2 separate regions of the Mus musculus genome follow, and region 1 is linked to region 2. A link is a loop called in an ENCODE intact Hi-C map of the cell type or tissue named here. Cell type or tissue: left cerebral cortex. All regions are shown on one strand. Links, peaks and the distances in the headings refer to the core of each region. The heading gives the core; the rest is flanking DNA.

Region 1 (5,000 bases), core at 1-5,000, 160 kb after region 2:
GAGCAACGAGGACCTGCGGAACCTCATCAAGCAGATCAGAAACTTCCTGACTGGTCAGTGGTGGCTCGGTTTTACTTGGACTTTCAGACATTGGTTCCTGTGAGATTCTGTTTGAGAGGCCAGAATTCCTGTCTGAGTTGTAGGTAAAATAAGTTTCTGGCAAGAAATAAAGTAACGGAAGAAGTTCAGCTTCATTTCAAGCTGAACGTGTAAGTGCGTGCCTGCAACCCTAGAACTTGAAAGGTAGAAGCAGCGTCAGTGATAAAAAGACGAGAGGAGACCTAGCCTGCCTTAAGGAAAACAATATGTGTGTGCATGTACGTGTACAAAGGTGCCCAGAGATGCCAGCGGGATGTCAGATCCGCTGAAGCTGTCCAATTGAATGCTGAGCTCCAAACTCTGGCTCTCTGATAGGGCTTGAAGCTAAGCCCTCTCTTTATTTAGCTCTTCCTTTCTTGAAGTATATGCTGTGATTTACCTTCCAAATGTTCTGCACTGCTGTACCTGCTGGGGCTCCTAAGCAGCCTCTCTAGAAGTGAAAACATTTGCTCTGAAAACTGAATTAGAATTTCTGTCTTGAGGACCTTGAAGGTGGTCTTCCTTTGGCAGTGCCCCCAAGGCAGAACCTAGCAGTTGGCATTTTCTGTGGAGAAATCTCTAGAATCTGGTTCAAATTTTAAGTTTTGATTATAGTACATGTTCTATCAATATGGATATTACTGGTGTAAAACACAGAAAACTCCCAACTGAATTAGAATTAAGAATTTATATCACACTGGGCAGTGGTGGTGCACACCTTTAATCCTAGCACTTGGGAGGCAGAGGCAGGTGGATTTTTGAGTTCGAGGCCAGCCTGGTCTACAGAATGAGTTCCAGGACAGCCAGGGCTACACAGAGAAACCCTGTTTTGAAAAACAAACAAAAAATTTAAATCACATAACAAGTCCAAAAGTAGTGTAAGTTCATGGGACTTTGCCTCTCCCTCTTTTGCCATATTAAGCCTATCAACTTCATTCCTGAGACAGCCCCATCATAAGTTACAGTCTGACATGGTAACAGTGGCTGATGAGGAAGAAGACGACCCCTCCCTCCCTACTCTTTTGCTAGCCCCTTTTTAGGAGGATAGAACCCTTTAGGCATTCCCATGCATCTCGGGCCAGGAATGAGTCACGGTCCATACATAGATGGCACTGAAAGTGGAACGTGCCTATAGAAATGGGCAGACAACGATTTAGTGCTTATGATTTATCTTGTCTGACTTTCAGATAGATATTCTGTTGACAGAAAGTAGAAATGACTAATAAAAACTGTTTTCCAGTGACAACTGGAAACAAGATGCGGAAGCCGTGACGTAACCATATATTTTACCCCGTTTAAGTGCTCTGGGGTCCATATTTATGTTCTTAGTCAAAAAATGAAAACACCATGGAGAGATCTGAGCTCCAGAGGTTTGCTGATGATGTTGTCTTGGCTCTTATAGCATTTAGTCCCTTCCAGAGTTCTCATAACTGGTAAGGAATATTGATACCTTTTTCCTTTTTGAGATAGGGTTTCTATGCAGTCCTAGTTATTCTCATTCACTTTGTAGACCAGGCTAGCCTTGGTCTGGGACAGTGTATATCAACCTCACTAAGTGTAAAGGTTTTTCTTCCCTTGCCGCCCCAGCTGTAAATGCTGGGCTCTTGTCTTCCATAACCTGAAACCACAGCTATACACATACAATATGCTGTCTGCCCTCTCTCCAGCCTGAAATGTTCTTCAAAACCTGCTTGGTTCCCAAACTCTGCTGGCATCTACTTCTCCATGAGAGGGGCTTGTCTCTAGCAAGGGTATGTCTCTTGAAGTGGCAGGTGCTTGCCATGCAGCTGAGTGAACCAGCTCTGTGGTCTTTGCTTTTCACAGAGGATAGTGCTGATCTAGACAGTATTGAAGCAGTTGCTAATGAAGTACTGAAAATGGAAATGCCTAGCACGCCACAGCAGTTACAGAACCTAACAGAAGACATTCGGGAGCGAGTTGAAACCCTCTCTCAAGTAGAGGTTATTTTGCAGCAGAGTGCAGCTGACATTGCCAGAGCTGAGCTGTTGCTTGAGGAAGCTAAGAGAGCAAGGTATCTGAATATACACCTTGGCAATCCAGAGCTGAGGGGTGGGGTGAGATCTGCTGTAACGAGCACACTGTAAGAGACTTCTTTATCTAATAAAGGGTCTTTCAAGTGGATATGCTTTCAAAGGAAATGCTGGTTTTCCAGTGGAAAAAATGGTTTCATGTTAAAAGCAGTTGTTTGTTCTTCTGCTCAGCAAAAGTGCAACAGATGTTAAAGTCACTGCAGACATGGTGAAGGAAGCATTAGAAGAAGCAGAAAAGGCCCAGGTTGCAGCAGAGAAGGCGATTAAACAAGCTGATGAGGATATCCAAGGAACCCAAAACCTGCTAACATCGGTAAGGCACTCGAGCTGGGCTGTATAGGGGGACACACATCGATTCCCTGTAACACTGCAAATTATCCCTTTAAATAAGTCAGAACTGTTTCTCTTGGCACAGGTGTTTTTCCCTCCTTTAAAATGTGTCACAAATTAAGCACTGTTGCTTAAACAATTTTATTAATTTTAATTATGTACATTTTTTCCAAGTTAATGTTACACTTAAGAAACTGAGAATCTTTGGTTTGATTTACAAATGTTGTCCTGTGTCCCTACCAACATTAGCTTTGATAAACGTTTTGCTAGTCAGTCAGTTTTGTGGAACATACATATCCCTGAAGCTCAGTTTTAGGGGAAACTAAGACAGTGTTGTCCTCCCAAGGAGACCAACTACAGGCATTTACCAGTTGCCCAGCTATCTTTTTCCTCTGGGGTGCCTTGCTATTTCTAGTATCCTGAGTCTTCACATCTTCAAGCTAATGCCCCATCACTACCAGAATCTTAACACCGAGCTGACAGGACTATCTAAAAAGATGGCTGGAGTTGCCAGTTTCCTCGTCCACATAATTTGCAAATCCTCCTCACAGCTGGCTCACTTGTGAATGTTCTTAAGCTAAACACAGCTGCGATCAGCAGAAAGTATGATGTGTGACGCAGAGTAACTGAAGCTGGGTAACTTCATCTCACCCAGCGCTTCTCAACATTCCTAATGCTGCGGCCCTTTAATACAGTTCGTGTTGTGGTGACCCTGAACCATAGAATTATTTTGTTGCTACGTCATAACTGTAGTTTTGCTAGTTATGAAACTATCTGACATGCAGCGCACTGGTTTAGAACCCCTCCTAAGCTGTCCCAATGCTGTCCGTGCGTCTGAGCTCGTGCGGACGAGCGTAGCAGCCTCCCTGCCCCTGCCCCTGCCCCTGTACTAATGGATGATTAACATTATACCGTTAGATTGAATCTGAAACGGCAGCTTCTGAGGAAACCCTGACCAACGCCTCCCAGCGCATCAGCAAGCTTGAGAGGAACGTGGAAGAGCTTAAGCGTAAAGCTGCCCAGAACTCTGGGGAGGCAGAATATATCGAAAAAGTAGTATATTCTGTAAAACAGAATGCAGACGATGTTAAGAAGGTAAGTAGATCTTTGCAACTTCATAGCTAAGGTGGTAAAACGGTAATTAAGTTTTTTTCCTTACCTTCCTTGACATTAATAAGATACAAACAGCCCAATGACCTATTTTAAAACAGAAGTCTTTTGGATAAATGAGTAAAGAATGGAATATGGGATAAAACTGTAAACATAGGCCCTTAGATCTCTACATGGGTATGAGTTTAGAAGAATGAATTATATCTGGGGTGTGCTCTAAAAGTATACACTAGTTATTTCTGTACTGTAGGTTCAGAGAGGACTTTTTGACATGGCAGTTAGCCACCCATTTGAGAATAATTTAAAGACAGGATGGGAAAAGCTTAAGAGTCCCTTACACAGAGTAGCTAGTAGGAAATCAAATTGCTACCTTTTCTCTCTCCTTAGAAGGTGATGTATTTAGCAAATTTATGTTTCACATATATATTTCATTTCTAAATTTACTTCCAGAGACTGCTTGTTAAACTTGGAAGTGAAGTTAGGAATGTTAAATCTGGCATGTAACCTAATTCTGATTTCTTCCAATTGGAGAAGGAAAAAAAAAAAGTTGCCAGGCAGTGGTGGCCCACGCCTTTAATCCCAGCACTTGGGAGGCAGAAGCAGGCAGATTTCTGATTTCGAGGACAGCCAGGGCTACACAGACAGAAAGGAGAGGGGAGGGGTGGAGAGAAGGGAAGGAGGGAAGAAAGAAAAACAAAGAAAAAGGAAGGAAAGAAAGAAAAGAAGGAAAAGTAATACTTTATAGCTTCCCAGTATAACATAAAAATAATTTCAGTGCACCTGAATTGGGAAGACAGGCAAACCTAAGAGAAATTCTTGCCAGGTCAGACTACTCTTTCCTGATCTTGGTTCTGTACAGTCTGAAGGCACAAATCTCCCAGACATTTTCATGGCACTGAGAAAAATGACACTATTAAAAATATCAAAGCTCTATATGGGGGGGGGGGGGGGGGGAAGCGGTGACCAGGCTGGCCTCAGACTCAGATCTCCCTCCTGCTCCTTAAATCTGGAATGCTGGAATGCCCAGATTTAAGTGTGTACACAACTAGCATCACCTTGTTTTATGTGTAGGCTACAGTGCGGACTTATAATTCCTAATTTTTCTTGCATTGTAAATTTTAAAAACAACTTAATATGAAGCCCAAGTACTTTGATATTCCTCTTTGATAAGAAGCTTGCTTGTCCGGAAAAAAGAACTGTCTTTCATCTAGGGCTCTTGAATGTAATTACTGACATACCCGTTTCATCTTTCTGTCTTAAACTCTATCTGCAGACTCTAGATGGCGAACTTGATGAAAAGTATAAGAAGGTAGAAAGTTTAATTGCCCAAAAAACTGAAGAGTCAGCAGATGCCAGGAGGAAAGCTGAGCTGCTACAAAATGAAGCAAAAACACTCTTGGCTCAAGCTAACAGCAAGCTCCAGCTGTTGGA
Region 2 (8,318 bases), core at 1,542-6,541:
ATATGTAAAGACTGTGGGACGTTTAAAGTTATTTAGAATGGGGAGGAATAAGATTGTAAGGGTTGAGGCTTACTAGTGATGTTTTTGTGTGTCAAGTTGACAAGGGGTCAATTGTACTGGCTAGTGTTGTGTCAACTTGACACAGCTGGAGTTATCACAGAGAAAGGAGCTTCAGTTGAGGAAATGCCTCCATGAGATCCAACTGTAAGGCATTTTCTCAATTAGTGATCAAGGGGGAAAGGCCCCTTGTAGGTGGGACCATCTCTGGGCTGGTAGTCTTGGTTCTATAAGAAAGCAGGCTGAGCAAGCCAGGTGAGGCAAGCCAGTAAAGAACATCCCTCCATGGCCTCTGCATCAGCTCCTGCTTTCTGACCTGCTTGAGTTCCAGTCCTGCATCCTTTGGTGACCAACAGCAGTATGGAAATGTAAGCCGAATAAACCCTTTCCTCCCCAACTTGCTTCTTGGTCATGATGTTTGTGCAGGAATAGAAACCCTGACTAAGACACCACCCATTCTCACTTTTTGGCCCTGGCATTCCCCTGTACTGGGGCATATAAAGTTTGCATGTCCAATGGGCCTCTCTTTCCAGTGATGGCCAACTAGGCCATCTTTTGATACATATGCAGCTAGAGACAAGAGCTCCGGGGTACTGGTTAGTTCATAATGTTGTTGCACCTACAGGGTTGCAGATCTCTTTAGCTCCTTGGATACTTTCTTTAGCTCCTCCATTGGGGGCCCTGTGATCCATCCAATAGCTGACTCTGAGCATCCACTTACGTGTTTGCTAGGCCCCGGCCTAGTCTCACAAGAGACAGCTATATCAGGGTCCTTTCAGCAAACGCTTGCTAGTGTATGTAATGGTGTCATCGTTTGGAGGCTAATTATGGGATGGATCCCTGGATATGGCAGTCTCTAGATGGTCCATCCTTTTGTCTCAGCTCCAAACTTTGTCTCTATAACTCCTTCCATGGGTGATTGCTTCCAATTCTAAGAAGGGGCAAAGTGTCCACACTTTGGTCTTCGTTCTTCTTCAGTTTCATGTGTTTTGCAAATTGTATCTTATATCTTGGGTATACTAAGTTTCTGGGCGAATATCCACTTATCAGTGAGTACATATCATTTGAGTTCTTTTGTGATTGTGTTACCTCACTCAGGATAATGCCTGTTAGGTTCTTTATATATGTTGGATATTAGCCCTCAATTGGATGTGTAGTTGGGGGAGAAAATATTCTTTTCCCATTCTGTAGGGTAATGCTTTGTCCAAATAGCAGTGTCCTTTGCTTTGCAGAAACTTCATTTTCATGAGGCCCCATTTATTAATTGTTGGTCTTAGTGCCTGTACTAAAAGTGTTCTGTTTGGGAAGTCTTTTCCTGTTCCAATGAGTTCAAGGCTATTCCCACTTTTCCTTCTATCAGATTCAGTATGTCTGGTATATTTTGAGGTCTTTGATCCATTTGGAGTTGAGTTTTGTGTCAGGTCATAAGTATGGATCTATTTGCATTCTTTACATGCAGATATCCAGTTTGACAGCACCATTTGTTGAAGATACTGTCTTTTTTTTCCAGTGTATATTTCTGGCTTCTTTATAAAAAAAAAAAAATCAGGTCTCCATAGGTGAGTAGATTAATGTCCAGGTTTTCAATTTTATCCCAATAATCAAATGTGTTTTTCTGTGTGTATACTAATACCATGCTGTTTTTATTGTTATAACTCTGAAGTACACTTTGAGTTCAGGGATGTTAATACCTCTAGAAGTTCTTTTATTATTCAGGATTGTTTTAGCTTTCCTGGGTTTTCTGTGTTTCCATATGAAGCTGAAAATTGTTCTTTCAAGGTCTGTGAAGACTTGTGTTAGAACTTTAATGGAGGTTGCATTGAATCTGTAAATTGCCTTTGGTAGAATGGCCATTTTTACTATGTTAATTCTACCAGTCCGTGAGCATGAGAGATCTTTCTTTTGATAACTTCTTCACTTTCTTTCTTCAATGTCTTAAGGTTTTTATCATAAACATGTTTATGTGTTCAGTTATTTTATAATGTTTTGAAGATGTTGTGAAGGATATTGTTTCCTGGGTTTTTTCTCAGTCTATTAATTTTATATAGAAGGGCTACCAATTTTTTTGAGTTAATCTTGTATCCATCTACTTTGCTGAAGGTGTTTCTCAGCTGTAAGAGTTTCTTGTTTAATTTCTTGGTACACCTACATATATTATCATATCATCTGAAGATAAAGATACCTTGCTTTGCTTTCTTCCTTTCCATTGTGTATCCCTTTGATCTCCTTCAGGCCTTTTATTGCTCGGACTACTTAAGATACTATATTGAATAGGTATAGAGAGAATAGACAACCTTACCTTGTTCCTCAATTGCTTTCAGTTTCTCTCCATTTAGGTTGATGTTGGGTGTGGACTTGATATAAACTGTCTTTAATGTGTTGAGGTATGTCTCTGTATCCATAATCTCTCCAGGACTTTTATCATGAAGGGGGATTTTTGTCAAAGGCCTTTTCTGCATCAAATGAGATTGTCATGTATTTCTTGTCTTTTAGCTTGCTTATGTGGTAGATTACATTGATCAATTTCTATGATAAATGTTATATTATAGTTATGTTTAACCATTCCTGCATCTCTGGAATGAAGCATACTTGAACTTGATCATGGCAGATAATATTTTTGATAAGTTCTTGGATTTGGGTTATAAGTACTTTATTGAGAATTTTCGCATCTATGTTCATAAGGGAAAGTGGCTATAATTCACTTTTTTGGTAGGATCTTTATGTTGTTTAGGTATCATAGTAACTGTGGTCTCACAAAAGAAATTAGACAATGCACCTTTTGTTTCTAGTTTGTGGAATAATTTGAGGAGTATTTTTGTTAACTCTTCGTTGAAAGTCTAATAGAATTCTGCACTAAAACCATCTATCTCTGGGTATTTTTTAGGTAAGGGAGAGAGACTTTTAATGACTTTTTCTGTTTCTTTAGGAGTTATAGGTCTGTTTAAGTTACTTATCTGATATTGATTTAACTTGATTCACAGTATGTATTAAGAAAATTACCCGTTTCTATTAGATTTTCCAGTTTGGTTGAGTATAGTTTTTAAAGTTTGTCCTTATGGTTTTCTGGACTGCCTTGGTGTCTGTGTTGTGTCCCCCTTTCCTATCTAATTGGGTAAATTTTGCATCCTCTCACTCTCTTTCTCTTTTCTGTATTTTCGTTAATTTGGCTAAAGGCTTGTCAATCTTAATTGATTTTTCTCAAAGAATTAACTTTTTGTTTCAATGATTTTTGTATTGCTTTTTATTGTTTTATGTTTCTATTTTATTGATTTCAGCACTGATAATGAAATCCCTCAATTTCTGATTCAGTAACGAATTATTCCATCACCACAAATTTGTAAACTTCTTATTGCTTATGTTGTTGATATCCAGCTGTGATGGTTTGTATATGCTTGGGCCAGAGAGTGGCACTCTTAGGACATTTGGCCGTGTTAGAGTAAGTGTGTCACTGTGGGCTAGGGTTTAATACCCTAGTCCTAGCTGCCTGGAAGTGAGTAGTCTGCTAGCAGCCTTCAGATAAAGATGTAGAACTCTCAGCTCCTCCTGCACCATGTCTGCCTGGATGTTGTCATGCGCCCATCTTGTGACAATGGACCAAACCTCTGAACCTGTAAGCCAGCCCCAATTAAATGTTTTCCTTTATAAGACTTGCTTTGGTCATGGTGTCTGTTCACAGTAGTAAAACCCTAACTAATACACCAGCTTTAATCCATGGTGGTCAGATAGGATGAAAGGTATTATTTCAGTTTTCTTGAACCTATTGAGGCTTGCTTTGTGTTCCAATACATGGTCAATTTCAGAGAAAGTTCTATGAGCTGCTGAGAAGAAGACATATTCTTTTGTGTTTGGATAAAATGTTCTGTAAATATCTGTTAGAGCCATTTGGTTTATGGCCTCAGCTTGTATTTCTGTTTAGTTTTTATGTGAATGACCTGTCTATCTGACAAGAGTGGGGACGCTGTGCAAAGAGAATGTGAAGGAGCCAGCTGTGACAGTACAAACACAACCACTTTGAACTGAGGCGCTTTGACCCGCTTGGTTACCTGGCTAAGTCCTGGGAAGCAAACTGGGGTATGAGTTAAAGTTGAGTCTTGCTTGCTGTCTCAGTCCTCAGGGTCCCTCATTAAAACCTCAAAAGAGGCCTGTTCACACTGAATCCTTCCCACAAACTAGGAAGTCAACAGACAGCTTTTCTCTGAGGCTCACTTACGTTATCATAAATGACCAGCAGAGGGTGCTCATATTTCCTCCCCTCCAAATGAGCGAACCAAAGAAATATCAAAAAATTTCATTGCAAATTGTGAAACCCATGGAAGCATACCTTCTGTCAATGTAACAGAGTACAGTGGAGCCTCCTTGGTTCTCACAGCGCAAAGAAACTCAGCCAGAAGGCAAATGAAGGAAGCCTTATGTCTATCACAGGTATGAAGAATACCACAGCTATTCCAAAAGTAAAGTATGGAATCTGGAGAAGCTATTTCTCTTCATAAAGGAAAACACTTGGGGCAGGGGGCACATTCCTGAGCAAGCTGTTTCAAGTACACATTGCAGAGCATGTGCAGTTGAAGTTTCTAACTCAAGGACAATGGCAAATGCATTCTGGCCATGGTTAGCTCAAGGCCATGCAGCACACATCTGAAAGGTTACTGTGACAGAAACACTTCTGAGTATGCGCAGTTTATTTTTCTCAAGAATTTTTAGCTGAAACAAAGGAAGAGGACACTTCAAAGGAATGTTCATGTAGAAGGCTGCCAGTGGAGGTGCCTGCCTTGTTAACCAGTTAATACTAGAATTTACAAGTTTGTTATATTACTTTATGCATGATGATAGGCTCTGGGGTGATTTTCAAGTGGTGATTGCTGTATTTTTATTGCATTTATTTACACGTGTGTACACCCAGGTGGACATAAGAGGACAATGCGGGAAGTCGGCTCTCGCCTTTCACTATGTGGGTCTGAGAGATGAAACTCAAGTCATCAAGTATGGTGACCGGCACCCTTAAGGACTGAGGTATGTCACCAGAGCCCTCTTTTTATTTATTAATTACTTTACCCCTTTCTTCTCAATTCCCTTCTAACACTGATTCAAGAAGGATCAATTCAAGAAAGAAATGGAACCAAGGGAAGAGTGAAAGGGAAGGAGGCATCAGTACTTTTCTAGGACCAAATGGGCAGATGCTTAGCTTTGGGACAGTGAACCTTTGGGCTCCACAGGGCTATAGCACCCTTGAGAATCTTGGTAAGTGGTTTCCTCTGGGTCACAGCGTCATGTTCCATGTTTTTGTCCAGTGAATGAGCCTGGGTAGCTTTATTAGCAAGCTCAGGCTGAGTTGTTGTCATAGATGCTTTTTGAAGACTTAAAGAAAACGTGAAGGTTGTGACGATTAGGTTCAATGATGCAGCCAATCCAGGTTCCACAGACTTCAGCACACCAGGCTTCTCCCTGTTCACTGAGTAACATGATCCCCTTCGAGAATGGGTTGAGCACTGGCATTGTTTTAGGTGTGTGTGCACACACACATCTCTGTGTGTGTCTGGGTATGTGTTTACATGTGAGCCTATGTGTGGGCTTGTGTATGGGTGGGCACATGTTTGTGTGTACGTGTGTATGTGTGTATATATGCATGCATGTATCTGTGTGAGTACATGTTTGTGTTGTGTGCAATGGCTTTATTGACAGAAATCACGTACAGACAGATAGTACAAATCAATAGTTTGGGTTCTATCAAAAGATGTGTGGATATCAACACAATTAAGTTTAGCATGTTTTCTTCACCTCAAATGAACCCCTCACTTCTGGATATACACCTAAAAAAAATTAGAAGCAGAGTTTTGAAAGGAGGTCTGTATCCTGTTACTCTTGGCAGGACCCTTAGAAATAACCAGGTGCTAGAGGGAACCGAAGTGTCCAACCAAAGATAAGTGGATAAACAAAATATTGGATATCACAACATAGATAAGCCTTAAGGATATTATAGGAGGTGAAACAAGTCAGACAAACGACCAAAACTATGAGATTGCACTTACATGAGGCAGCTATCCAGAGGCACCGTCACTCATGGAGACAGAAAGGAGAATGATAGTTATCAGAGTTGAGGAGAAAACACACAGAACGTTGCTGGTTACCAGATAGAGTTTTCAGTTTTGCAAGAAAGAAGGTTCTCGAGGTTTGTTGCACAATTGAGTGAATGACTTGATGCACTGAACTATGGTTAAGATGGTAAGTTTTGTAATATGTGTATTGCCCAAGAGAATAGAGGAAAGGTAAAAGGCTACCCTCCCTTTAATTGACACGTGCCCACCCTCCCACATACCCACCTTCATCTAAAGCGCTAACCTTCTTCTATCACTGTGGATTCACTTATTAGAGGTATTTCAGGTAAGAATCATATTCATTCTTGTCTCTCTTTTTTTCTAATATTTTCAAGGTTCACCCCACTGTATCCTCAGTACTTTTCTTTATCACTGAGAAGCATTGCACTGAATAACTAGAGCACATTTAACTCACCCATTCTTTCTTTGTTGGACATTTTTGTGGTTTCCTTGAACACAAGATTTTCCCACAGTAAGAGGGTACACTTTGCTTTCCCGTGGCGACTTCTCAGCATCTCCAACATAAGTAGGTCTAAGAAATGTCTGTGGGGAGAGGAGAATGAGAAGGTGGAGAACAAGGAGGAAAAAGTAACAAAGAGACAGCGAGGGATGAGAGAAGCATCTGCCAGAGAGGGAGCTGTGGGTGATACTTGTGCCCTGGCAATGGCCTGCCTGAGTCACCGCTCTGGTCTAAGCCCAGAAGAGCCAAGCCAGCCCTGCGGCTTACACACTCTCCTACGCTGGCTTGGCTCTGCCTAGCTGCCATCGAGTGGAACCACATGGGGACCGTGAAGCATCTGGCATGCGATTTTTCTCTGTGAGGCTGAATGTGGTAGATAATCACACATCCAGACAAGCAGCGGATTGTGCAGAGCAAGCCTCTTTATTCTTAAACTGTGCATTTTGCTCAATGTGAGCTATGAACAACATTTATGAGAGTCGGGGATTAAAAGTGACTATAAATGTCTATGCTATGCTTTCAGACGTTAACTGCCACCCTCTTGGGAGTCTGCCACTACTATCCACCTGTGACGTGGAAACAGGTCAGTGTTCTTGCCACACCCATGCTGTCAAATCTTGAACATACCTCAAAGAGTGTATTGTGTGTATTTGCCAGGAACCCCCTTTCATTGTGATATATGGGTCTCCATGGCCATTGCCTAAAGGAGACTTGGAATGGTGTTCTTGTTTTATTATTCAGTGCCCTGTAGAATGAGTCCTCACAGCACAGAAACTGGCAAGCTCCAGCCTGAGAGATGACCCATGCTAAGGGTACCTGTTCCCAAGCCTGACTACTTATGGTTGATCCCCAGAACTCATGTGGTAGAAAAAGAATCAACTCTGACCTCTGTGTGTACTGCCCCTCCTTACACACACACACACACATTCACATACACATACTTACACACACATATATACACTTACACACACATACTCACATACACACATACTCATGCACACACACATACACACTCACACATACTTACACACACATATATACACTTACACACACATACTCACATACACACATACTCATGCACACACACTCACATACACACACATACATATATACATACTTACACACATACATACACTTACACACACACTCACTTATACATACTCATACACACACACACACACATATCTTTTTTGTCTCAGACTCTACACAGCCTTTCTCTTATGTCATGTATATAATCCATACCAGCTTCCCCATCTCTCTCTGACTAAAAATGTTCTAAATGACCTCTTAATAAAAACAGTAACAACTTGGATATAGATATATTTTAGGTTCCTGTGGGAAATGAACCATTGAATTTTTCACAGACAATACTAAATATATGACCGTGTATATTCTAAAATTAGTTAAATTAAACATTCTTACTCCATAAGAACCGTACGGTGCAATTGGGAAGTTTAAACACAGCTCTTTTCTTTGTTCTCAATTCTTGGCAGCCCACCATGATATTTTAGACAGAGAAAAACAAAAAGTTAACCTAAAAAAGAACATTGACCTTGATGTGTCTGAAGAAATGTAGCTGGTAAATAAGAAACATATGCCTCCAAGGGAATAGTTTAGGACTAAAATTTTAAATCACTTTACTAGAAACACATAGGTAGAGGAGATAAGAAAATAAATGTGAAGGATGGCTCAGTCAGGCATGTCACGTG

Evidence for each region. Hi-C counts contacts between places; a loop is a spot of excess contacts. Peaks named below come from ENCODE experiments on the same cell type or tissue, not always from the same donor. Only the 100,000 strongest peaks of a DNase experiment are listed, where the experiment ranks them.
Region 1: a loop joins it to region 2, with 2.8 times the contacts of the local background. A loop is called at or near these places in 2 of 42 quality-filtered maps.

Annotation. Positions count from the first base shown.
Region 1 is chr12:31,324,268-31,329,267 of GRCm38, forward strand. It overlaps Lamb1 (laminin B1), which reads left to right. Exons shown (of 33, transcript NM_008482.3): 28 at 1-53; 29 at 1,903-2,110; 30 at 2,301-2,442; 31 at 3,378-3,554; 32 at 4,843-5,000. Among named protein-coding and RNA genes, the nearest start is that of Dld, 25 kb to the right of the region's middle. In left cerebral cortex, for the core only: no CTCF peak of the experiment used is centred there; DNase peaks (open chromatin) are centred at 2,020 and 2,989.
Region 2 is chr12:31,164,073-31,172,390 of GRCm38, forward strand. It overlaps 6030469F06Rik (RIKEN cDNA 6030469F06 gene), which reads left to right and starts at 4,790. Exons shown (of 4, transcript NR_102715.1): 1 at 4,790-4,817; 2 at 4,958-5,067; 3 at 7,133-7,192. In left cerebral cortex, for the core only: a CTCF peak has its summit at 4,279 (motif pointing right); a DNase peak (open chromatin) is centred at 4,300.